2 separate regions of the Homo sapiens genome follow, and region 2 is linked to region 1. Evidence: chromatin loops called from intact Hi-C (ENCODE). Cell type or tissue: tibial artery. All regions are shown on one strand. Each heading gives the region's core, and the rest is flanking DNA. Links, peaks and the distances in the headings are about the cores only. Region 1 holds the start of VARS2 (valyl-tRNA synthetase 2, mitochondrial). Region 2 overlaps HLA-E (major histocompatibility complex, class I, E).

Region 1 (8,100 bases), core at 1-8,000:
AGACACGGGGGTGGGGCAGCCAGGCAGTCGAAGCTGTGTGTGGCCAGGCAGGGGCCGGTTCTCCACCTGGAGGCACCGAGAAAGCTGGGTCAGAGGGCAGCCTTTCTGCAAGGCTCATGCCCAGGCTTCACTCTGCCACTCATCCATCTGCCCAGCCTCCCTGCAATCCATCTAAAAGCCATTTGGAGGATTCGGGAGCTACCTCCCTCTGCCCTCACCCAATGCTCGTGCAGTCACACTTCTAATAAATATTCACTGAGCACTTAAGCCATGGCCAGGTATCTTGCCAAGCACCTATGTGAATTCTCATTTAATTTTTACAACACCCCCACGATGCAAGCATTCCATCATCTCTAATTTACAGACTGAGGAAGCTGAGGCTTAAAGAGACTAAACGGCCTGCCAAAAGCCACACAGCTGTAACAGGCAGGCATCAGATTTGAATCCAGGCACCCTGGCTCCAGAGTCTGAGCTCTTAATCATTGACCACTCTGCCTCAGAGCTCTCACAAACCTGCTTCCCTCTCTCCGCCTCACCTCAATGTCCGAGATGGCTGATCTTAAAGCACATGACCAGTTGACAAGCTGATGGTTCCGGTACAGCAACCCCGCCTTGTAGAGCCGCACAAAAGCTTCAGTCACAGCCACTGAGGAGCCCTGGAATGACCTGAGTGTCCACCTCTAAGAGCCACTTCTCAGCCCATCACCCTGCTCAGGGACCCAGGCATTGCTTCCTCCCTGCCCCACACAGATCCCTAAACATCGCCCATCACTCACAGGGACCAAGGCACAGAACACTCACAACATCCATGGTAAAACACTCTCGATCCCAGTCCAGGGAGGCACCCAGAGCTCGCAGCTGCTCACAGATCTCTCCACCTTTCCTGTGCCCAGAGAGATCCTTGTCAGCAAACACTTCCCAAGCACTTCCTATGTACCAGGCCCAGCGATGCCCCCAGCAATGCCAGGTGTTGGAGGAAAATCAAGTGAGGATGGCATTGATCTAGCCTCTAGAGGCTAATAGAAATGGACTTACAAACCCAGTATGGGGTTTTCTAAGATATTAAAAGAGGCAAAAGATTCTATAGGAAGAGAGGAGGGATAGCCATATTGTGGGAAATCCAAGGATGCTTCACAGAGATGGCATGAGATAACAGACCCAGAAGAATGAGGGTAATTCCATGGGAATTGAAAGGTGGGAATGGGCGAGTGGAAGAAGGTGAGATTTAGACAAGAGAAATTGGGGTAAGTAAAGAGAAAGAAAATATATATATATATATAAATACACACACACACACACACACACACGAATATTCTAATGCATATATAATATCCACACACATAAGGCTTAGAAACTCCACCAAATGTTAACAGGCTCCAGAGCTTCCATCTCTGAGGAAGTCAGAGCTGTGTCGGGAAGAGCCAAGGATTACAAGTCAGGAGTGATAGTGGTGGGAGGCAAGAAACCAAATCTGCCATCTGGGCCCCCCGAGTCCTGCCCATCATACTCACGCCTCCTTCCACTGCCACACCTCCCTAAGGAAGGCCTCCCGGCTCAGCTCATGTCTCCTCACTCCCCGTTCCTTCCACAGTTGTTTCTCCACCACAGCCTGCAGTTGGATTCAGGGCAAATGAACAGAGTCAGGTTGCTTGGTTGCTTTGGGGGAAGAAATTGCTTTTGCCCAAGAAAAGGAACAGGTAACAAAAGACATACTTGTGTAGCAATTCCTGCATGATCTGAACCAGGGACCCACAGCACTTGATCCCCACGCATCCGGTGCCTGCAACAAAAATGCCCTCCTGTGAGCCCCTGAGCTTAAATGTTTATCCTCACTCATTCCTGCCCTTCCTATTTCCCTTCCAAGAACTCAAGCAGCCCCCACTCCCCTCTCACCAGCGCACGAGGGCATCCTGTATGGCCACCGTGAGTGCGTGGCCAATGTGCAGGGAGCCAGTGACATTGGGAGGTGGGATACACATGGAAAAGGTCTCCCCTGTAGCTTGGGGCAGCCGGGCCTAGAGGAAGAAAAAAAGTCAAAGGGGCAAGAGAGAATTGGATTGGGGAAAGAGCACCCTCTACTGTCTCCAGAACAGAAAGAACTTCAAGGAAGAACTGTCCTGCAAATAAGAGGAGAGTGGAGAGGAGGGAATTGGCCAGGGGGAACCTGCCAAGAGAAATCTTTGGAGACACCAGAGCCAGAAAGAAGACAAGGTCTACAATGTGAGCTCAACTCTGAGGTCCAGTTGTATTCAAGGGCCACTCTGTCCTGGAGACAATTTAGGACCCCTCCCTGCCAGATACTAACCTGATATTCTGGTTTGAAGAAGCCCTCTCGTACCCACCACGGGTACCAGGCAGCCTCAACATATCGGGGGCTGTATGCAGGAGGCAGGGGCCCAGAGACATCTGTGAAGGCAGAGGAGAGCTCCACTAACCACTGAACTTGTTCCCAGGCTGCATTTCGGCAGGCCAAATGGGCAACACATATGTGAAAGAAAAGGCCTTCTTACTTATTCTACTTACCTTTCTTTTCACCGGGTTTCGTAGGGATTTCATACAATACTAACTCCTTAGGCCTCCAGGCCTTAATGGATTCTGCAGGTGACTGAGAAGAGAAAGCAGAAGAGGCTGGGATCCAGTATACCCCAGACTGCATTTCAGCCGGTCTCCTCCAGCCCCTCTCAAGTCTCAGAAACCCAAGGACAAGCTGTCTGACCCCTAACCTTGCTCTCCCCTGCTATCTCAGCCTCCAGAGTCGCCTGCTTCTCTCGCAGGCGCTTCTGTTTGGCTTCACGGTTCCTCCGGGAGATGGGAGATCCATGGGGCTCCGACTGTGTAGAAACGGAGTGAAACCTGGGGAGGCCCCGTGAGTGCCTCAGCCCCCAAAATGGTGGTCGAAAAGAGGCGAGAGGCAAATGAGGCATCAGGAGTGTTTGGAAAGGGGCCGAGATCTGTTCTGGATAGAGAGAGAGCACATTAGGATATGGGGGTGGAGAAGGGTCACTCCCCTTGTTCCATCTTTCCTGTCTCTAATTAGCACAGGTCTGTTATTCCAAGTCTCTATTCCCTTCCACAAAACCTTTCCTCCTTGAGAGCTAGAGTGCATGGTATCGACAGACAGCGCCATGGAGCCACGGATATCAGGGCTCTTCCGGAACAGGGCCGGAGTGTCTGGATTCGGCGGTGACCACTGACACATGAGAGATAGGGCTCAGAAACTCAGGGAGATGATGGGCATCAGCGCGCCCAAGAGCCAGCAAGGAGTCCCGCCAGGGCCGCGGCGATCTCCACCTGCACAGGGGCCTCCTGCAGTGCCCACAGCCCGGCGCGGCCAAGCCTTCCCGCCCATCCCAAGGCCTGGGCCCAGGACCCGCAGCGTCTCCCACTTCCCGGAGGCCGCCCCGGCGCGCGCTCACCAGGAGGCCCCGCCGCTATCCCAGGGCGCCCCGCGGCGGCAGGGACTGAGGAATCCACCAAACCCGACCCTGGAACGTGGCCCTGGAGCCGCGCGGCGCATGGGGGCGGGGCCCCGGCCGGCGCATGCGCAGCAGCTGGCTTTGGCCCCACCCTCTCCCTACCGGTCCAAAGGCTGTAGACCAGAGGAGCGAGTCCGCCGCGAAGGCAAACCCCACGGGGAGGCGCCCGGGACCGCACTGCTAGCTATCATAACTTTATTAAACAAGAAAAGCCCTGACGCGTAAATAAAAAACACCTGAGTTCTGATGCCCCGCCCCGCCCAGTCCCGCCCGCCGAGGTCCGTGTCCAAGTCCCGCGCTCTCAGGAGCTATGTTTCTGCCGCTTCCAAAAGCGCTTGACGTCGCTGTGCCCGGCCGGGGTCACCACCATGAGCCGCTTGGCCGAGTTCTCGAACACGAGCACGCCCAGCTCCCGCGCGTGGGCCAGCAGCAGCTCAAAGTCCACTTGCGACAGGAACTGGTTATACAGGACACCTGGGGTCGGCAGGACGGGAGGGGCGCGGGGAGAAGACGAGAAAGTGAAGCTCGGAGCTCCTATTGGGAATCCCCCCAGCTCCTTGGTGGCAGCCCTGGACGCGGTCTGGGCTTGCCCCCACCGCAATTTTACAAACTAATTCTCTATGCTTGTCTGCTCAGGGGTTCATCTTAACACCAGTGTGATCCAGCCATATTCAGAAAGGCCTAATACAAATTACTGTGAATTATTCCCTCACCTAGCCAAATCCAAAGTGCATTGATTTGGGACGATTTGTTTACTACCGACTCACCCCAAAACAACAAAAAACTGTCTTGCCAGCTTTTCTCTCCTAGTCCATGAAGTAAAAAATAAAATGCAGACTGAACTGTCTGCCCTTTCTCTGGCCAATGACCAAGACTTGGCCACCAGAAGCTACTCACCCTCAGTGAACCGGAGTCTGTCCCTTTCCAGCTCCCAGAGCCGGATCTGGTCGGTGATGGTGGGGGGCAGCACAGGTGTCTGCAAGGAGCAAGGGTTGACTGTAGGGACTCAGAATACTGCCCCAGACAACCCGGCCCTCTGTTTCTTCCCCAGATTTGGATGCCCCTTTTTCTTTTCCATCATGTCATCACCAGCTGCCAGCCTCTGACATCTTGGAGCCTGTCTATACCTGTTTGAGCATCACTGGGTGGGCTCTTGTCCTTAGGAAATGGATTATCTAGGAAAACAGACAAGAATGGCATGAGGGCTCCAGCAAGAAGGCAGGAAAGCCATCTGAGCTGTCACCTAATGTCACTGGAACATCAGCTTATTCTAAAAACTCATAACTCCTGTCATCAACTCCACCCATCCCAGTTCAGCTGTTATCCCACGTTGCTGCTCCCAGCAACGTGGGATATTCCTTTTCTGGCACATTCGCCCTTTCCAGTAATGTTTTGTTTTTCTTTCTTTAAAATAGCAGCAGCTACTATTTTCTTTTTTTAGCATTTATTGCATGACAGGTGCTGAGCTCAATGCTTTGCCCCTATTCTTCCAATGAATTATCCCGGCAACCCTGAGGTAAGAACTGTCATTTACTAGATGAGGAAACTGAGGCTCACAGAGGCAAAACAACTATGTCTAGTTTACGCAGTTAGGATGTGGCAGTGCCGAGGCACAAATCCAGATCTATACCTCCTCCCTCCATGTTTTTTTCCCCTCAAGGGTCTACCTATTCTCACACCCAAAGCCTTCATTTCTCTTCAAACACAGACAACTCACCACCACCTATTATAACAGACTCAGAGCTAGCCTTCCATAATGTGACCCCTGTCCCCCGCAGCCCAAGTGCAGCCTGTCTTCCTGCTCCACCTCTCCCAAGTGGGAATACCTGCTGGGCTGTGATGCCACTGGCGATTGCCTGCTGCACACTCTCCCGGGTCACCTGCGCCACCACCATGTTGGGGAACCGATAGAGCATCTCAGAGAAGAGGGCAATGAGGGCAATCTGCAGCTCCGACTCTGAGCCAGGGATAGAAAGAGGATGAGGAGGCCACCCCCACACCCAGACTCCCTCAAGCCCTTCTTTCAAGTGTCATGAGAAATGTCAGAGAGCTCTGTAGACTGCCAGGTAAACACGAACATAAACTGGCATTCCCTCACCCCCAACCTCCTCTTCCAGGGGCCCTCTGTCCCGCCTCACCCGTGTAGGCATACAGTCGGTAATTGGTTTCCACGACAATGAAACCTGGCTGATGCACAGTGCCCCCAGCTCCAGAGACACCTGATGAGAGATTGATGGCCAGGCGTGTGGGGTAGTAACGCCGAGATTTCCTCTGAAAAGAATAGAAAGGCAGATGCCTTGTCTCAGAAGTCACTGCCTTACATCTTCCTGCCTGAAATATCAGATCCCTCCCAAGATGCAGAACCTCAACCCCCAACTTCTCTCCCCCGAGAGACCCAAGTATTCAGTTCTGGCAACTGCTTCCTGCTACTGCCCCAAGACCCCACTCCTTTTTAAAGGCAAAGGCAACACACCACCCTGTTTCTTCCCTGGAAGCCACTTATCTAGGCGCTCATACCTTCCTCTGGAAAACAAGCCCAAACTCACGCAGATGTTGCAGGAAGTTCAACAGAGAATCACTCATACCTTCCACAGAGTAATCCTGAGGAACAGAGGTTTCCAGCTGGGGTCCAAAACACAACCCACCCACCCCCAACCCCATACATTCATTCTTTCTTTCTCCATCTCTGTTCGTTCTGTTTTCATTCTTATCTTCTCAGTCTACTCTACTGCCCCACAACTTGCTTTCCCCTTCCCATCTCTATACCTTTCAGCCCCCTGCTTACCTTGCCCAGAGTAGAGAAGCTGAGCTGGAAGAGGAAGGAGAGAATCTCTACCAGGTCCATGCCCCGGCTCTAGGGAGAAAGAGGCAGAGACAAAGGAGGAGGGATGGGAGGGAGACAATGGGAAGAAAGGGACAGAGAAGAGAAAATCAGGGAACAGTCTGTAGGCAGGAGTCTCTCAGTGAGACCTGAGAGGAGCAGAGCATGCTGGTTAAGTGGCCCTGCCTCCTCACCTGGGCTGTCTGCAAATACTGCAACATAAAGTACCAGAGCTGAGCCGGGGTGTCCAGCAACAGGAACTGGAAGCCAGCGGAAGTAATGCAGGGCGGCTCTCCAGGTTCAGTACTAGAGACAAAGACCAGGACAATGATGGTGATATGCAGAGAAAGACTACTATCCCCACTTGTCCACTCACGTTTTTTCTTGGTATCTCTGGCTATATTCTACTCAGCTTGCCTTTTCCAGCTAATGTCCTCTGATCTTGACTAGCCCCAGATACCATTTCTTAGGGACCCAAGGAGATGGCACAGCAGAGAGCTGCTGTACCTCCGGCTTCCTCACCTCTTCATGAGCCCAGCCTGGCTGAGGAGCTGAGCCAAGTCCTGGCTGACAGCTGCACTGGGGGAGCCCACCATGAAGTGCAAGACCACCTGAAGAACAGAAGAGAACAGGGAGACCATGCCCCAAGGGCCATGGGAAGTAGAAGCACAAGCAGAGACACACACACTCCCAAGTGCTTACCTCCCATCGCTCCTCGGCGTACTTGTCAAGGGAGGGAACGTCCCGGGCATGCTTGTCTGGTCCCAGCTGACTTGTGTCATCAGACCAGGCCTTCCCCCTACGGCCAGGATGGGCCAAGAGTAAGGAACCCTGGCCAGGCGCAGTGGCTCACACCTGTAATCCCTGTACTTTGGGAGGCCGAGATGGGCGGATCACTTGAGGTCAGGAGTTCAAGACCAGCCTGGCCAACATGGCGAAACCCCATCTCTACTAAAAATACAAAAAATTAGCCTGGCGTCGTGGTGGGTGCCTGTAATCCCAGCTACTCAGGAGGCTGAGGCAGGAGAATCACTTGAACCCAGGAGGTAGAGGCTGCCGTGAGTCAAGATTACACCACTGCACTCTGGCCTTGGTGACAGAGTGAGACTCTGTCTCAAAAACAAACAAAACAGAACAACAAAAAAAGAGTAAGGAACCCTGTCTGTGTTCCTTGCTGCCCTCTGCCATCTTTCCACCCTTATCCTCAGGGGCCATGAGTGGGGGACATTTCCTACACCACACACTACATCTGGTCCAACTTACTCCTAAAGGAGTTCCCAACGTGGAGACCACAAGGTTCTGGGGAGGCCCCCAGGAGCTCCCCCTCCCAAAGTTTAATTAGTGGTTTAATAAGCAGCAGTTCCCCTGCCCTAGCTTAGGAAGAGAGAGAAGTGACATACCCACCCAGAAGGGCAATGCGGAGGTTCTGGCGGAAAATGGGGTTGAGGATGAGGCCCTGGAGCCCGCCTGGGAGCAGCTGTGTGTGCCAGATCCGGAGGCCGCTCAGCAGCCCTGTACTTTCCTCCTGAGCCCTGGAACAGAAGCAGAGAGGTGAGTAGGGTATTTGGAAAACAAAAAGGAGGCCCATAAAAGCCACCATCTCTGCCTGTTCTGAACTTGCTGACCCTTGGAACACTGTTCCACAGAGTGAAATTAGTATCTTCCTAAGACAAATTCTTTACTGCATTACTTATCAGAGCCTCATTACAGATATCACACATAACTCTTTAAGAGGGAAGATACATTTGAAAGCAAGATCTCAGCTGGGAAATAAATAAAAGGGAAAAGGCAATATGCAGAGTT
Region 2 (15,861 bases), core at 7,862-15,861, 420 kb after region 1:
TGCACACAAACACACAGGCACACCCCCCACACACATGCATGTGCGTGCACACACACACACATGCATGTCGACACACACACACACTTTGTTGTGGAATCTGGTGCCTGTGGTCTTATGTATTTTCGCAGGAATTTGTGCTTAATGGATATTCCGAGCAGTCTTCATTGGTTACCCACGCCCACTGTTATGCTTTATGAACAAACTCATGCATTCTTTCCTAAATAGACTGCATATTTCCTTTTCTTTTCTTTTCTTTTCTTTCTTTCTTTTTTTTTGAGACGGAGTCTTGCTCTGTTGCCCAGGCTGGAGTGCAATGGGGGGATCTTGGCTCACTACAACCTCCGCCTCCTGGCTTCAAGCGATTCTCCTGCCTCATCCTCCCAAGTAGTTGGAATTACTGACGCCCTCTACCACGCCTGGCAAGTTTTGTATTTTTAGTAGAGACAGGGTTTCACTATGTTGGCCAGGCTGGTCTCAAACTCCTGACCTCAAGTGATCCACCTGCCTCAGCCTCCCAAAGTGTTGGGATTACAGGCATAAGCCATGGCGCCTGGCCATTTTTTTTTTTTTAAGAGACAGGGTCTCATCTCACTCTGTCACCCAGGCTAGAGTACAGTGGCATGATCACAGCTCTACTCTACTAAAAATACAAAAATTAGGCCGGGCGCAGTGGCTCACACCTGTAATCCCAGCACTTTGGGAGGCCGAGGTGGGTGGATCACCTGAGGTCGGGAGTTCAAGACCGGACTGACCAACATGGAGAAACCCTGCCTTGGCCGGGCACGGTGGCTCACGCCTGTAATCCCAGCCCTTTGGGAGGCCAAGGTGGGCTGATCACCTGAGGTCAGGAGTTTGAGACCAGCCTGGCCAACATGGTGAAACCCCGTCTCTATCAAAAATATAAAAATTAGCCAGGCACAGTGGCAGACGCCTGTAATCTCAGCTACTTGGGAGGCTGAGGCAGAAGAATCCCTTGAACCCGGGTGATGGAGTTTGCAGTGAGCCATCCTCACGAGATCGTGCCACTGCACTCCAGCCTGGGCGACAGAGCCAGACTCCATCCCCCCCAAAAAAAAAAAGAAAAAAAGAAAACCCGTCTCTACTAAAAATACAAAATTAGCGAGGTGTGGTGGCACATCCCTGTAATCCCAGCTACCTAGGAGGCTGAGGCAGGAATTGCTTGAACCTCGGAGGTGGAGGTTGCGGTGAACCAAGATTGCGCTATTGCACTCCAGCCTGGGCAACAAGAATGAAACTCCATCTCAAAACAAAAATAAAAATAAAAATACAAAAATTAGCCAGGCGTGGTGGCAGATGCCTGTAATCCCTGCTACTCAAGAGGCTGAGGTGGGAGGATTGCTTGAACTTGGGAGGCGGAGGTTGCAGTGAGCCGATATCCCGCCATTGCACTCCAGCCTGGGTGACAGCGTAAGACTCTGTCTCCAAAAAGAAAAGGGAATCCTACCTCCTGAGGGCCTCTGTTACTGTAATTTCTAAAAGTGCCCCACCTGACCCTTGAACCTAATCAACTCAATGTTAAAAGTCATAGCATAGTAGCTAATGCTCATATAGCCCTTTATGGCATTGTCTTACACACTGGCATCCAGCCAGTGTGCACTAGTACAGCCAATACTGATTGTTACAGAAAATAGAATGGTTATCGTGATAGGTGGTAAAATTAATAAGTACTAGAAATTCTAATATCTCATTAACTAATTAACTATTTGTCTTAGTCTATCACAGTGATCATCAATGGATGGGTCTCCTGCACTGCAGCATCTGAGAATCATTTATGGCACCACCGGCTGGTTCAGCCATGTCACCATTGTACATTCATTGTTTTGTGGTTTAGGAAAATCATCAGTTAATTGTTATCCTCACATGCTGTAACTTATAAATAGTATATTTGTTTGGCTTTTCCTTGTTTCTATTGTTATTGTGTTATTATTCATCTGGAAATAATAACTGTGCAGTGTTTTGATATCTATAAATTCAAGAACTTAGAATAGTAAACAGTAAGAGTGAAGTGACAAAGTTTAAATACATTTTATTTATTTATCTATTTACTTATTTTCTGAGATAAGAGTCTTACTCTGTTGCCCAGGCTGGAGTGCAGTGGTGTGATCTCGGCTCACTGCAACTTCTGTCTCCCAGGTTCAAGCGATCTTCCTGCCTCAGTCTCCTGAGTAGCTGGGACTACAGGTGTGTGCCACCACACCCACCAAATTTTTATATTTTTGTTTTATTTTATTTTTTTTGAGACAGAAGGGTTTTTTTTTTTTTTTTTGAGACAGAAGGGTTTTTTTTTTTTTTTTTTTTTTGAGACAGAGTTTCACTTTTGTTGCCCAGGCTGGAGTGCAATGGCGAAATCTCAGCTCACTGCAACCTCTGCCTCCCGGGTTCAAGCAATTCTCCTGCCTCAGCCTCCCAAGTAGCTGGGACTACAGGCATGTACCACCATGCCTGGCTAATTTTTTGTATTTTAGTGGAGACGGAGTTTCACGATGTTGGTCAGGCTGGTCTTGAACTCCTGACTTCAGGTGAGCCACCTGCCTTGGCCTCCCAAAGTGCTGGGATTACAGGCATGAGCCACCGCGCCCAGCCGATTTTTGTATTTTTAGTAGAGATGGGGTTTCGTCATGTTGGCCAAGCTGGTTTCAAACTCCTGACCTCAGGTGATCCATCAGCTTCAGCCTCCCAAAGTGCTGGGATTACAGGCATAAGCCACAGTGCCAGGCCTACATACATTTTAAACATTGCTTTTAGATACTGTAAACATGACTCTTCTGAATCTGAGACAAATCATGAAACCAATGGTATTAATATTGAATCACAGCCTGGAACAACTGATATGCAAAGATTATGGCAGGTGGGAATGCTTTCAGTATTGCATAAGATTCAGTTCAAAGGAAACAATAATTCACATTTCTAAAATTTAATTAAAAACCTGATAATTGGCCAGGTGTATTGGCTCATGCCTGTAATCCCAGCACTTTGGGAGCTCAAGGTGAGTGAATCACCTGAGGTTGGGAGTTCGAGACCAGCCTGACCAACATGGAGAAACCCTGTCTCTACTAAAAATATAAAATTAGCCAGGTGTGGTGGTGCATGCCTGTAATCCTAGCTACTGGGGAGGCTGAGGCAGGATAATCATTTGAACCCAGGAGGTGGAGGTTGCAGTGAGCTGAGATGGCGCCATTGCACTCCAGCCTGGGCAACAAGAGCAAAACTCCATGTCAAAAAACAAACAAACAAAAAACCCCTGATAATTTTGACAAAACTCACAGGTAGCTGATTATTGCTTGAAATGTAAATATTAAATGAAAACGATATGCAAAGCACACATCTTGTGGATGTGTGAAAAGGTGAATGTTCTAGCATATTGTCGGTGCTCAGAATTCAGGGAAAAACTAGTAATAAGAAGAATTTGAAGAATATTATGAATGAGCTTCACATAATGAAGTCTTTGAAATAATAAATCCCCTGAAATACTTTGTATCATAAAAAGAACAAAACATTGAAAAAGTACCATTAGAATGCTAATATTACCTACTGTGTAATTAGTCTACTGCTAAATAGAGTCTTAAAAAAGGTTGTAAATAGTGCATATCATTGCAGTCTACATTAATGGTTACAATGGTCACAAAACGTATATCTACCATGATGAGACAACTTTTTAGTAAATTTATAAATCTAGGCAATCAATCATCACCAAGAAAGCTTCAATTATGTAACAAAAAAAAATTTTTTTTTTTTGAGACGGAGTCTCACTCTGTCACCTAGGCTGGAGTGCAGTGGCGCGATCTCGGTTCACTGCAAGCTCCACCTCCCAGGTTCACACCATTCTCCTGCCTCAGCCTCCCGAGCAGCTGGGACTACAGGCGCCTGCCACCATGCCCGGCTAATTTTTTGTATTTTTAGTAGAGACGGGGTTTCACTGTGTTAGCCAGGATGGTCTTGATCTCCTGACCTCGTGATCCGCACACCTTGGCCTCTCAAAGTGCTGGGATTACAGGTGTGAGCCACCACGCCCGGCCACAAAAATGTGTTTTTATTAGTGACTTAAATACTAAATTTCAGACTTATAAAACTGATGATATAAAACTAATGATTTTTGCTCATCTGAGGAACTGAAATGATGTATCAAGCTTACTTACTCATCAGTGCTCAAGAAAAGTGGTTTTGATGTGAAATGGTTACACAATGCTACAGATGGTTCTAGTATATGTCACAGAGAAAGTTCAGAGAAGCCAAAGTTTTAGAGAAGTCTCTATATGGCCAGGCACAATGGCTCATGCCTGTAATCCCAGCACTTTGGGAGGCCAAGGCAGGCAGATCACGAGGTCAAGAGATTGAGACCATCCTGGCCAACATGGTGAAACCCTGTCTCTACAAAAAAATACAAAAATTAGCTGGGCGTGGTGGCATGCACCTATAGTCCTAGCTGCTTGGGAGGCTGAGGCAGGAGAATCGCTTGAACCTGGGAGGCAGAGTTTGCAGTGAGCAGAGATTATGCCACTGCACTCCAGCCTGGTGACAGAGCGACAATCTGTCTCAAAAAAAAAAAAAAAAAAAGTCTCTTTATATTTTAAATTGGTACTATATAAGTTACTGTATTCAGTGATGTCAGGATGATGCAGTAAAATGTTTAAATGAAAAATTACTTCAAATATTTGCCTCACTAAACTTTATATTCACAACTACATATGAAATAAGCATTTGGGAAAATTAAAAATATTTCTAAAGATACTGGAATTGAAGTCATGAAACTAGAAAGCATATTTGGGCACTCTGTAATAGTGGGATGCCAAGAGCATTAGGGAATTGTACCAAACCTTTTATATTCACTTTAATAGAAGTTGTGAAATGGGAGTAGTAAGTGTTTAGGACATAAACTTTTTTTCCCAGAAATTTGACGTTAATAACTTATATATTAACAGAGATGTCAATGTTATCTTTATCCTTTCCAGAGGAAATATTAAAAATTACAGAAGCTGGATTAATTGTAGAAAAATAAGAATCAGTTAATATATAAAATTAAATACATAAAGCAAAGGGGAAAAAGTAGATAGTATTGTTTAAAAATATGATATACCATTTGAAAGAAAAATGTCAACTTCAAGAGAAAAAGTCAATTAGATTATCTAATAATTTATGTGATTGCAATTGTAGTTTGATGACAAAAGTAAAATATATTAAGAACTTAAAATTTTTAAATTAAGTCAACCATGAAGGATGTTTACAAAGCTTCATAGATGTAACCAATTAAATCAAGACAATTTTTAATTTAATCAATACAATTAAGCCTACTTATTAAAGATGGCTTTTATTAATTGATTTTTGTGGTGGAGTGAACGGAGATATTAAATAATAAGAATTTCTAGGCCGGGCGCGGTGGCTCATGCCTGTAATCCCAGCACTTTGGGAGGCCGAGGCGGGCAGATCACAAGGTTAGGAGATCGAGACCATCCTGGCTAACATGGTGAAACCCCGTCTCTACTAAAAATACAAAAAATGAGCCAGGCATGGTGGCAGGCGCCTGTAGTCCCAGCTACTCAGGAGGCTGAGGCAGGAGAATGGCGTGAACCCGGGAGGAGGAGCTTGCAGTGAGCTGAGATCGCGCCACCGCACTCCAGCCTGGGCGACAGGAGACTCCGTCTCAAAAAAAAAAAAAAGAATTTCTAGGCCAGGCGTGGTGGCTCATGCCTGTAATCCCAGCACTTTGGGAGGCCGAGGCAGGTGGATCATTTGAGGTCAGGAGTTTGAGACCAGCTTGGCCTACGTGGTGAAACCCCCTCTTTACTAAAAATACAAAAAGTAGCTGGGCGTGGTGGCATGTGCCTGCAATCCCAGCTACTCGGGAGGCTGAGACAGGAGAATTGCTTGAACCGGGGAGGTGGAGGTTGCAGTGAGCCAAGATCGCACCACTGCACTCCAGCCTGGGCGACAGAGTGAGACTGTCTCAAAAAAAGAAAAAAAAAAAAGAAAGAAAAAGAATTTCAGACAGCAGTTCAAGGGCTAAAAAATCTTTAACATAGCTGCTAAAGTGAGAGAGGATTTGGCACCATGAACAATATAGTTGATTACATACGTCATAATATACAAACAATTTAATGGGGAAATTATCAGAAGCTTATACAAGGCTCTTTTGTCAAATCATGGCTAACATAGGCATATATCACTTAACCAATAATTACCACCTAAGAAATGCAAAAAATGTTTAAAAATCAATAAATAATTTGGAAATTGTTATAACTATTTAAGAAATTATTTATATTTCAACTGTGTCACTTGGTAAGTAGTTTTATAATCATTTAGTTAGGACAGAAAAATAGCATAATTGGGAAAATTTTATTTATATATTAATTTCCATTGCCATACCAGCTGTCAACTATTTTGAATAGTACTCTTGATCTCACATATAGTTTGCTTGTAGTAAGTATTGATTGAATGGTGTTTGATATAAATGAATGAAGATGACAGTCAGGACACCCAGGACAAGTGAAAGCAGGGCTGAAGGAATGTAAGGGTTGCAGTATTTATTGTCTTTTAGCTGAAATATTTAGAAACAGAAAGGGTAAGCGCACAGAGGAATAGCATAGCAGAAATCATGTGACTTTCTCATGTTAACCCTTCCCCTTGTCCAGACCCTATTTGTCCATATGGGCATCTCCATATAGAGACAAGACTCAGAAGGTTGGATAGCTATACTTCTTTGCCTCTGTTTTCAGGAAGCCAAGTCCTCTGTTCGCTTTGGTTGCCACCACTAACTCGGCGGCTGGGCTGCCCATGTGTAGACAGATGTCTTGAAAATATCAAGTTCCCTAAGCAGCTTGAACTGCAGGGAGGCTCAGAGAGGGTAGATTTCCTGAGCTGCTGACTTACTGCGGGACTGACTCAGTAAGATTCCAGGCACTAGGCAGAGCTAGTTAGGAAAGGAAACGTTTCCTGTTTGCCTCTGTGGGGAAAAAGAACCTACTCTTTGGACAGAGTCACCTGGCTCTAACACCAGAAAGGAAAGCGAGGCGGTGCATCCTCCAGAACAGCAGTAGGCAGGGCCACGGAGCATCCCACAGCCACCAGTGGGGCTGTCCTGCTGTTCTTGCAGTAGTGCCCTGTCTCCCAGAATCTCCCCCTGGTGCTATCTCCACCCTGCCTGAAAGTAGTGAGGAGGATGATGGGGAGAGAGTCAGACAGGCTGGGGTTGGGAAGAGTGAGTGCCCTTGATTTTTCTCTTATCCAAATTCAACTTTCATTTTAGTTTTCCCTCCAATTCCTCAAAGCAAGCATCGCTACTCTTAATTTCTCATATGGAACTACTTAGGGGTGGCAAAAACCTCATGGGACTGGTGGGGCTTCCTGTGCTTTTAATTGAAATGGTTTCTTTGTGGGTTCCCAAAGCTAAATTGTCCTTGCTCACACTGGAAGGAAATAAAGAAAAATAAGTATGATTATTGTACCAAGTAGTGGGATTACAGGTGAGGTTTTTCTTGTTTATTAGAAAATTCTTGGCCAGGCGCGGTGGCTCATGACTGTAATCCCAGCACTTTGGGAGCCGGAGGTGGGCAGATCATGAGGACAGGAGATTGAGACCATCCTGGCTAACACGGTGAAACCTCGTCTCTACTAAAAATACAAAAAATTTTCTGGGCGTGGTGGCATGCACCTGTAATCCCAGCTACTCAGGAGGCTGAGGCAGGAGAATGGCATGAACCCAGGAGGCAGAGTTTGCAGTGAGCAGAGGTTGTGCCATTGCACTCCAGCCTGGGCGACAGTGCGAGACTGTGTCTCAAAAAAAAGAAAAGCAAGAAAATTCTTTTCTTGTTTTTATAGATGTGCAATAAAAACAATTGGGAGAAGAAAGAAGAGTTGACCTGGATTTTCATAATGCAAAGAAAATGGCACCCAAATTCCCACCACAAGGATTTACATGTATTATCCAATTCAATTCATTCAGAATTCCGTGCAGTCAGTCAGATAATTGTTATCCCAGCTTAACTGACAGATGTTAGGAATGAGACTTGAAAGTGCTCAGCCAGGCTGGGTGCGTTGGCTCACGCCTGTAATCCCAGCACTTTGGGAGGCCAAGGTGTGTGGATCACCTGAGGTCGGGAGTTCGAGACCAGCCTGACCAACATGGAGAAACCCCGTCTTTACTAAAGGTACAAAATCAGCCGGGGCGTGATGGCACATGCCTGTAATCCCAGCTACTCCGTAGGCTGAGGCAGGAGAATCGCTTGAATCCAGGAGGCGGAGGTTGCAGTGAGCCAAGATCATGCCACTGCACTCCAGCCTGGGAAACAAGAGCGAAACTCTGTCTCAAAAAAAAAAAAAAAAAAAAAAAAAAAAAAAAAAGTGCTCAGCCAGGATCTCATACCAAGTCTGTGGTGGAGTGCCAAGAGCCAAGATGTCCTCTGCAGAAAGAATCACTTGGTTTTTTTTTTGGTTTTTTTTGTTTTTGTATTTTTTGGTGGAGATGGGGTTTCCCCGTGTTGGCCGGGCTGGTCTCCAGCTCCTGACCGCGAGTGATCTGCCCACCTCGGCCTCCCGAGGTGCCGGGATTGCAGACGGAGTCTCGCTCACTCAGTGCTCAATCTTGCCCAGGCTGGAGTGCAGTGGCGTGATCTCGGCTCGCTACAGCCTCCACCTCCCAGCCGCCTGCCTTGGCCTCCCAAAGTGCCGAGACTGCAGCCTCTGCCCGGCCACCACCCCATCTAGGAAGTGAGGAGCGTATCTGCCCGGCCGCCCATCGTCTGAGATGTGGGGAGCGCCTCTGCCCCGCCGCCCCGTCTGGGATGTGCGGAGCGCCTCTGTCCGGCGGCGACCCCGTCTGGGAACTGAGGAGTGTCTCTGCCCGACCGCCACCCCGTCTGGGAGGTGAGGGGCGTCTCTGCCGGGCCGCCCTGTCTGAGAAGTGAGGAGCCCCTCCGCCCGGCAGCCGCCCCGTCTGGGAAGTGAGGAGCGTCTCCGCCCGGCAGCCGCCCCGTCCAGGAGGTGGGGGGCAGCCCCCGCCCTGCCAGCCGCCCCGTTCGGGAGGTGGGGGGCGCCTCTGCCCGGCCCGTCTGGGAAGTGAGGAGCCCCTCTGCCCGGCCGTCACCCCGTCTGGGAGGTGTACCCAACAGCTCATTGAGAACGGGCCATGATGACGATGGCGGTTTTGTCGAATAGAAAAGGGGGAAATGTGGGGAAAAGAAAGAGAGATCAGATTGTTACTGTGTCTGTGTGGAAAGAGGTGGACATGGGAGACTCCATTTTGTTCTGTACTGGGAGAGGTTCTTCTGCCTTGGGATGCTGTTGATCTATAGCCTTACCCCCAACCCCGTGCTCTCTGAAACATGTGCTGTGTCCACTCAGGGTTAAATGGATTAAGGGCGGTGCAAGATGTGCTTTGTTAAACAGATGCTTGAAGGCAGCATCCTCATTAAGAGTCATCACCGCTCCCTAATCTCAAGTACCCAGGGACACAAACACTGCAGAAGGCCGCAGGGTCCTCTGCCTAGGAAAACCAGAGACCTTTGTTCACATGTTTATCTGCTGACCTTCCCTCCACTATTGTCCTATGACCCTGCTAAATCCCCCTCTCCGATAAACACTCAAGAATGATCAATAAATACTAAAAAAAAAAAAAAAAAAAAGAATCACGTGTACTGGTTGAAACAGCACCAATAAACAATTTAGGCTCTGAGTTGGACACAGTTTGGTAAATACATGTTCTACAATGTTCCATAGTCTTTCAGTGTCCCATGGGATATTTGTTCCCCCATAGAAAGCATAGGTAGAGGTCCTTTACATACCCTGCAGGGACGCTGATTTGCATGGGGAGGGCTGGCACACAGCCTCTGCTGGGTATGAACAGTACAAACCTCTGGAGGCTGTGCTCTGTTCAGGACTTGGAGCTGGTTGGGGACCTCCAATGCCCTGTGCTGACGGCTGGCCTGGGGGCTTCTCCTCACTAGGGTCTTCTCTCAGTCTCTCAAGGTGGGCACAGTCTCTCCTGGACACACAGGCAATGGGCTGGACAAGCATCTCTTTCCTCTAAGGCCCAGTCACCAAGTATTCCCTCCAGGGGACCGGGTTTGGAAATTTTCACTACATATAACAGCCCTTCTGTTGCCTCATATTTTCTAACTCTGGCGTGGTGGTTCCCAGTCTCTTTACCACTGAGGAAGCATAGGTGATTTCTTCCCTCCCTCTGTTTCAAAATGGTTTTAACTACCAAACAAAATCCTCTAAGTGATCATTTGCCTTTCTTTCTTTCTTCCTTTCTTCCTTTCTTTCCTTCTTTCCTTCTTTCCTTTCTTTCTTTCTCTCTCTCTTTCTTTCTTTCTCTCTCCTTCCTTCCTTCCTCCCTCCCTCCCTCTCTCTCTTTCTTTCTTTTCGAAGCGCAGTTTCACTCTTCTTGCTCAGGCTGGAGTGCAATGGTGTGATCTTGGCTCACTGCACAACCTCAGCCTCCTGGGTTCAAGCGATTCTCCTGCCTCAGCCTCCTGAGTAGCTAGGATTACAGGCATGCGCCACCACGCCCAGCTAATTTTTTATTTTTAGTAGAGACAGGGTTTCTCCGTGTTGGTCAGGCTGGTCTTGAACTCCCAACCTCAGGTGATCAACCCGCCTCAGCCTCCCAAAGTGCTGGGATTACAGGCGTGAGCCACCGCGCCCAGGCTTCATTTGCTTTCTTATACTGTTCATCAAGATATATTTAAGGTCATCATGAAGACAAGGTTACATCATTTACAATATATGGAAGTAAGTCCCAGCCCCCGTTAAGATCCTAGTCTGGGCTAGCTGGCTGAGAGGGGCTGTTAAAACTCTAGTAATAGGAATAGCTGTCTCCCTGTCATTCTGCTGCTATGGCAGATGCTTTTTTCCTCTAGGACCACTGACTTCTGGAGATCTATGATTCATAACCTTGTGGCTAGAAATGAGATGTCAAAAGAGGACAAGATCACTCGGGTTCCTCCTTCCCTTGGGTTCCCTCTCCTGGGCCAATTAAGAACAGGCACATGGAGAAAAGAACCCAGAATTATCCCATAATCACACAAAGATCTGTTCACATACAATGGCCCAAGGAGGCAGGGCCTGCCCATGAGTCACCATTATCTACATAATGCAGCCTAACTATCCTGTTTTGCTTTTAGCTATTCAAGACTTTTCCGACCATGGGGAAGTCCCATGGCATGGGCTGTTTTCCCAACAGTATCTTGACTGAATCACTGAGTGTCATGCCAGAGGAGTGGGACCTGGTTGACCCCTCTTCCCTGGTGTCCAGGTGCCCAGGAACCCCTATGTGGTAGTGGGATCCAGATCTAAGAAAGCACAGCTCTTGTGTGGCCTCATGGGGAGTACATGCCTCACTGGGCTGGTTCTAAATTGTTCCAGGGTCAAGCCAGGAGGCATAAAGAACCTGCTCTTTCATCTTCCAACATTTTTTTTTTGGTAATAACCCAATTCCCTGATTAAAACATCTACAGTGGTGTCTTACATTTTTCAAAGCATAACTCAAACATTTTTTCCTTTAGAAAAACCTAAGTCTCCTAAAACAGGGGTTCCCAAGCCCTGGGCCATGGACTGGTACCGGTCCATGGCCTGTTAGGAACTGGGCTGCACAGTAGGAGGTGAGTGGCAGGTGACCAAGCATTAGCGCCTGAGCTCTGCCTCCTGTCAGATCAGCAGTGGGGTTAGATTCTCATAGGAGTGTGAATCTTATTGTGAACTGTGCATGCGAGGGATCTAGGTTGCTCGCTCCTATGAGAATCTAATGCCTGATGACCTGTCAGTGTCTCCCATCACCCTCAGATGGGACTGTCTAGTTGCAGGAAAACAAGCTCAGGGCTCCTACTGACTCTACATTATGGTGAGTTGTATAATTATTTCATTATGTATTATAATGTAATAATAGAAATAAAGTCCACAATACAGGTAACGCGCTTGAATCATCCCAAAACCACCCCTCCGAAAAATTGTCTTCCATGAAACCGGTCCCTGATGCCAAAAATGTTGGGAACCACTGTCCTAGAAAACATAGTTTCCTCCTTGACTTTTGGCATTTTGTACGTTTCTTTCAGCGCTAACCACAATAGTTATCTTCAAGTCTGTTTATTCATTGTTACTAAATCTTAGATTCCTTCAGCGCAGGAACCTTTCTCGCCCCCTAGTCCCACCCTGGACCTCACAACATTCTTTGAACACAGGAAGGGTTCGATAAATATTTGTTAAAGATCCCTTGGAGTCTGGCTTAAAAAGATTTAAGATCTAAAACTGAGGAAGGCAGATCTTTGAGGTGAGGCAAACATAGCCTGCCGATATGGCAGGAAGTAGAAATGGGCAGACCAAGTAGAGAAGGAAAATAGTTCTATACTCCTTATGAGTAGTATATAGGAGTGGGATAAAAAGTAGGATATAGGAGTCCAAATTTCCATCAAATCTATAGATTGATTTTCTTTGCATTAATTAAGACTTCTGGTGGAACGTGGTGGCTCATGCCTATAATCCCAGCACTTTGGGAGGCCAAGGTGGGTGGATCACCTGAGATCAGGAGTTCGAGACCAGCTGGCCAACATGATGAAACTCTGTCTCTACTAAAAATACAAAAATTAGCTGGGCGTGGTAGCAGGCGCCTGTAATCCCAGCTACTTGGGAGGCTGAAGCAGGAGAATCACTTAAACCTGGGAGGCCAAGTTTGCAGTGAGCCAAGGTCATGCCATTGCACTCTAGCCTGGGTGACAAGAGTGAAACTCAGTCTCAAAAAAAAAAAAAAAAAAGACTTATTTGTTGTTGCTAAAATGCAAAGATTCTGGGCTTATGAAGAAACTAATACTCCAGTAGGAATGCTTGAAATAAAAATATCTACCACTAACTGAAACCTAAGTATCAGGTTGCCCATCTTGTGTTGCTGTAATATAATACGCAGACTGAGTAATTTATAAAGCAAAGCAGCCTATTTCATGGTTCTGGAGGATAAGAAGTCTAATATCAAGATCCCGGCATTTGGTGAGTCTTTTTGCTGTATCATCTCTTGGTAAAGGCAAGTGGGTGAGTGAGGGCAAGAGGTTGAACTTGCCTCAACCTCAAGCCCTTTTATAATCAGTATTAATCCATTCATAAAGTTGGAACCTCCATGGCCAGCCAGCCATTAGGATTCACTTCCCGATATGGTTGCATTGTGGATTCAGTTTCCAACACATGCTTTTTGGAGGACACATTCAAACCACAGTACAGGTACTTTATATTAGCTTTATAATGACTCTCCCAAGAAAACAGTGCCACGTACAAGATGAGGAACTGGAGCTCAGACAGGTGAAGCCCCACCGCGTGTCACACAGGAAGAAATGGCAAAGTAAAAATTCACACCCAGGACTCCCTGGGCTTTCTCACCGCACATGTTGCCTTCTTACTGGATATCACCTGACAGAATGAGACTCAGGTGATTACAGGGATTCACCAGGAAAACGGGAAAGTCGGCATGACCAGAACTAGAACATGGGCCAGTGAATGCAGTTCTGGGTGGACCATGGCATTGGAAGCCAAAGGATAGCTTGAATGTGGTTAAAAAATTAAAACAACAAGGCACAAAACGCACAAATGAAATACAAATGATGCTCAAACACAGCTTTTATTTTACTTCAAAGTTTACCTCAGATCAGCCTGGGAAGGTGAGGGGAATGAAGCAGATGCTGTTAAAGGGTCATGGGAGAGAAAAGGTATCTGTGGGAAGAGAATAATCTCTTTTGACTTCGTGTGCTGCCTCACGGACACACTGGAGCAGGGATTGGGCCCCCAAGGCCTCAGGTAGCCCCGTGCCTGTGGCTTTGCTGGGTGCAGCCTACGTGGCTGCTCGAATGGGTTGCAGGCTGGTGCCTAAAGCTTTCCCAAGGGGGCGCTGCATGCTGCCACTGACTCCACAGTTCTGGGGTCCTGGTGGTGGTCAGGTCCTGCTCCCAGCGCTCCACAAGGCACTCTCTCCTGTGGCCTGGATCCACTAGACACTAGACATTTCCCTGGTGGGGGCCCTCTGTGGCAGCTGCACCTCACATTTCCACTTAGCATCACTCTAGTGGAGGCTCTCTGTGGGCTGGGCATGCTAGCTCAGTTCTCTTTTCCTCTTCTTATAAAGCCACCAGTCCCATTCCTGTGATAACCCATTAATCCATTAACCCATGAATGAAGGCACAGCCTTACGATCCAATCACATCTCAAAGGCCCCACCTTTCAGTATTGCCACATTAGGGATTAAGTCTCAACATGAGTGTTGGAGGGAACATTCAAACCACAGCAGTATGAAAACAATATTCAACTCCAAGGTATATGGTCAAGATTACAGGTGGTAAGGAATAGGCTAGAGAATAGGAATAGGCTAAATTTGCTAGAGATGTGCTGTGGAATTATCTGTATTTCTAGCTATGATCTTAGCTTCCTCAAGTCCATTTCATTGCAAGAATATGAAAAATTAAATTGAGATCCAGGTTCTTTTTTTATTTTTCAATTTTTATTTTTTGAGATGGCGTTTCACCCTGTCACCCAGGCTGGAGTGCAGTCGCACAATCCTGGCTCACTGCAACCTCCGCCTCCCGGGTTGACGCCATTCTCCTGCCTCCGCCTCCTGAGTAGCTGGGACTACAGGCCCGTGCCTCTGCGCCCAGCTAATTTTTTGTATTTTTTAGTAGAGACGGGGTTTCACCGTGTTAGCCAGGATGGTTTCGATCTCCTGACCTCGTGATCTGCCCTCCTCGGCCTCCCTAAGTGCTGGGATTACAGGCATGAGCTGCCGCACTCTGCCCAGGTTCTTATTTTTAATAGAAAAGAGAACAGGGAAGGAACACAGGTCAGTGTGAGGAAGGGGGTCATGGTAGACACAGAGGTGGACTGTTTCTCTACCTCCTCACATTGTGCTAACAGGGACACAGACAGATTCAGAGGCCCTTGCAAAAAGAGAAGCCAGAGTCCCCTAAGACACATAGGGGAGGCGTGAGGAAATCCTGCATCTCAGTCGCACACAAGGCAGCTGTGCATCTCAGTCGCACACAAGGCAGCTGTCTCAGGCTACAGAAGAAAATAGTCATGAACAAATTCAGGTCAGTCACGGTAAGTGATGACACTCTGAACAGCCCACCACACACTCAAAAATTCTGAATCAAAAAATCCCCACAACCCAGTCCTGTCCCCTCTGCCCCACCCTCCACCCACTTCAGACCCCCAGAATCTCACCTTTACAAGCTGTGAGACTCAGACCCCTGGGCACTGTCGCTCCCTGGGGTAGAACAAAAACAAGACCTGGTCAGAGCCCACAGGAGATGTGGTGCAGGAGGAATTATAGGGTGGGCGAGCTCCTCCACGCTCCCGCCCCGCACTTACACTCAGCCTTAGAGTAGCTCCCTCCTTTTCCACCTGTTGGAAGAAAATGTCCTGTGAGGGGCCAGGGAGGAGGCAGGGCCATAAGGTCCTAGAGGAACCTCCTAGTTTTGGATCCCAGAGAAGTTTCCTGAACTGTGACTGCAGACCCAGGGCAGGATCAGGAAACGTGAAGAAAGCAGGTGTGGGTCCTGGATCAACTGCCCTTCTGAGGTCTGTCTTCAGCAGGGACCTTCCCCTGTGACCTGTGACTGCTGGGATCAGGTCCCCATCACCACAATCGTCAAGGTGATAAATCTGTCCTTCATTGTCACAGGTGCTTTACAAAAGAGTAGGTGCGGCTGGGTGCGGTGGCTCACGACTGTAATCCCAGCACTTTGGGAGGCCGAGGCAGGCAGATCACAAAGTCAGGAGTTCGAGACCAGCCTGGCCAACATAGTGAAACCCCATCTCCACTAAAAATACAAAAAAAAAAATTAGCCAGGTGTGGTGGCACGCATGTGTAGTCCCAGC

The links. A loop is a pair of places that touch in the nucleus more often than their neighbours do. Peaks named below come from ENCODE experiments on the same cell type or tissue, not always from the same donor. Only the 100,000 strongest peaks of a DNase experiment are listed, where the experiment ranks them.
Region 2: it touches region 1 in a loop (22-fold over the local background); 3 of 110 quality-filtered maps call a loop at or near these places.

The regions. Positions count from the first base shown.
Region 1 is chr6:30,909,661-30,917,760 of GRCh38, reverse strand. It overlaps GTF2H4 (general transcription factor IIH subunit 4), which reads right to left. Exons shown (of 14, transcript NM_001517.5): 4 at 7,698-7,829; 5 at 7,000-7,096; 6 at 6,820-6,908; 7 at 6,492-6,603; 8 at 6,262-6,330; 9 at 5,994-6,077; 10 at 5,615-5,747; 11 at 5,303-5,433; 12 at 4,604-4,651; 13 at 4,374-4,452; 14 at 3,655-3,950. The coding sequence ends at 3,778. VARS2 (valyl-tRNA synthetase 2, mitochondrial) reads right to left here and starts at 3,523. Exons shown (of 30, transcript NM_020442.6): 1 at 3,417-3,523; 2 at 2,724-2,951; 3 at 2,524-2,605; 4 at 2,306-2,406; 5 at 1,894-2,015; 6 at 1,714-1,780; 7 at 1,512-1,609; 8 at 802-883; 9 at 537-656; 10 at 1-66. The coding sequence starts at 2,924. In tibial artery, for the core only: CTCF peaks have their summits at 2,084 (motif pointing left) and 3,437; DNase peaks (open chromatin) are centred at 3,500 and 3,855; H3K4me3 peaks cover 1,952 bases; H3K27ac peaks cover 4,031 bases.
Region 2 is chr6:30,491,927-30,507,787 of GRCh38, reverse strand. It overlaps HLA-E (major histocompatibility complex, class I, E), which reads right to left. Exons shown (of 8, transcript NM_005516.6): 6 at 15,352-15,384; 7 at 15,205-15,247; 8 at 13,594-15,039. The coding sequence ends at 15,207. Among named protein-coding and RNA genes, the nearest start is that of HLA-E, 10 kb to the right of the region's middle. In tibial artery, for the core only: no CTCF peak of the experiment used is centred there; no DNase peak of the experiment used is centred there; H3K4me3 peaks cover 975 bases.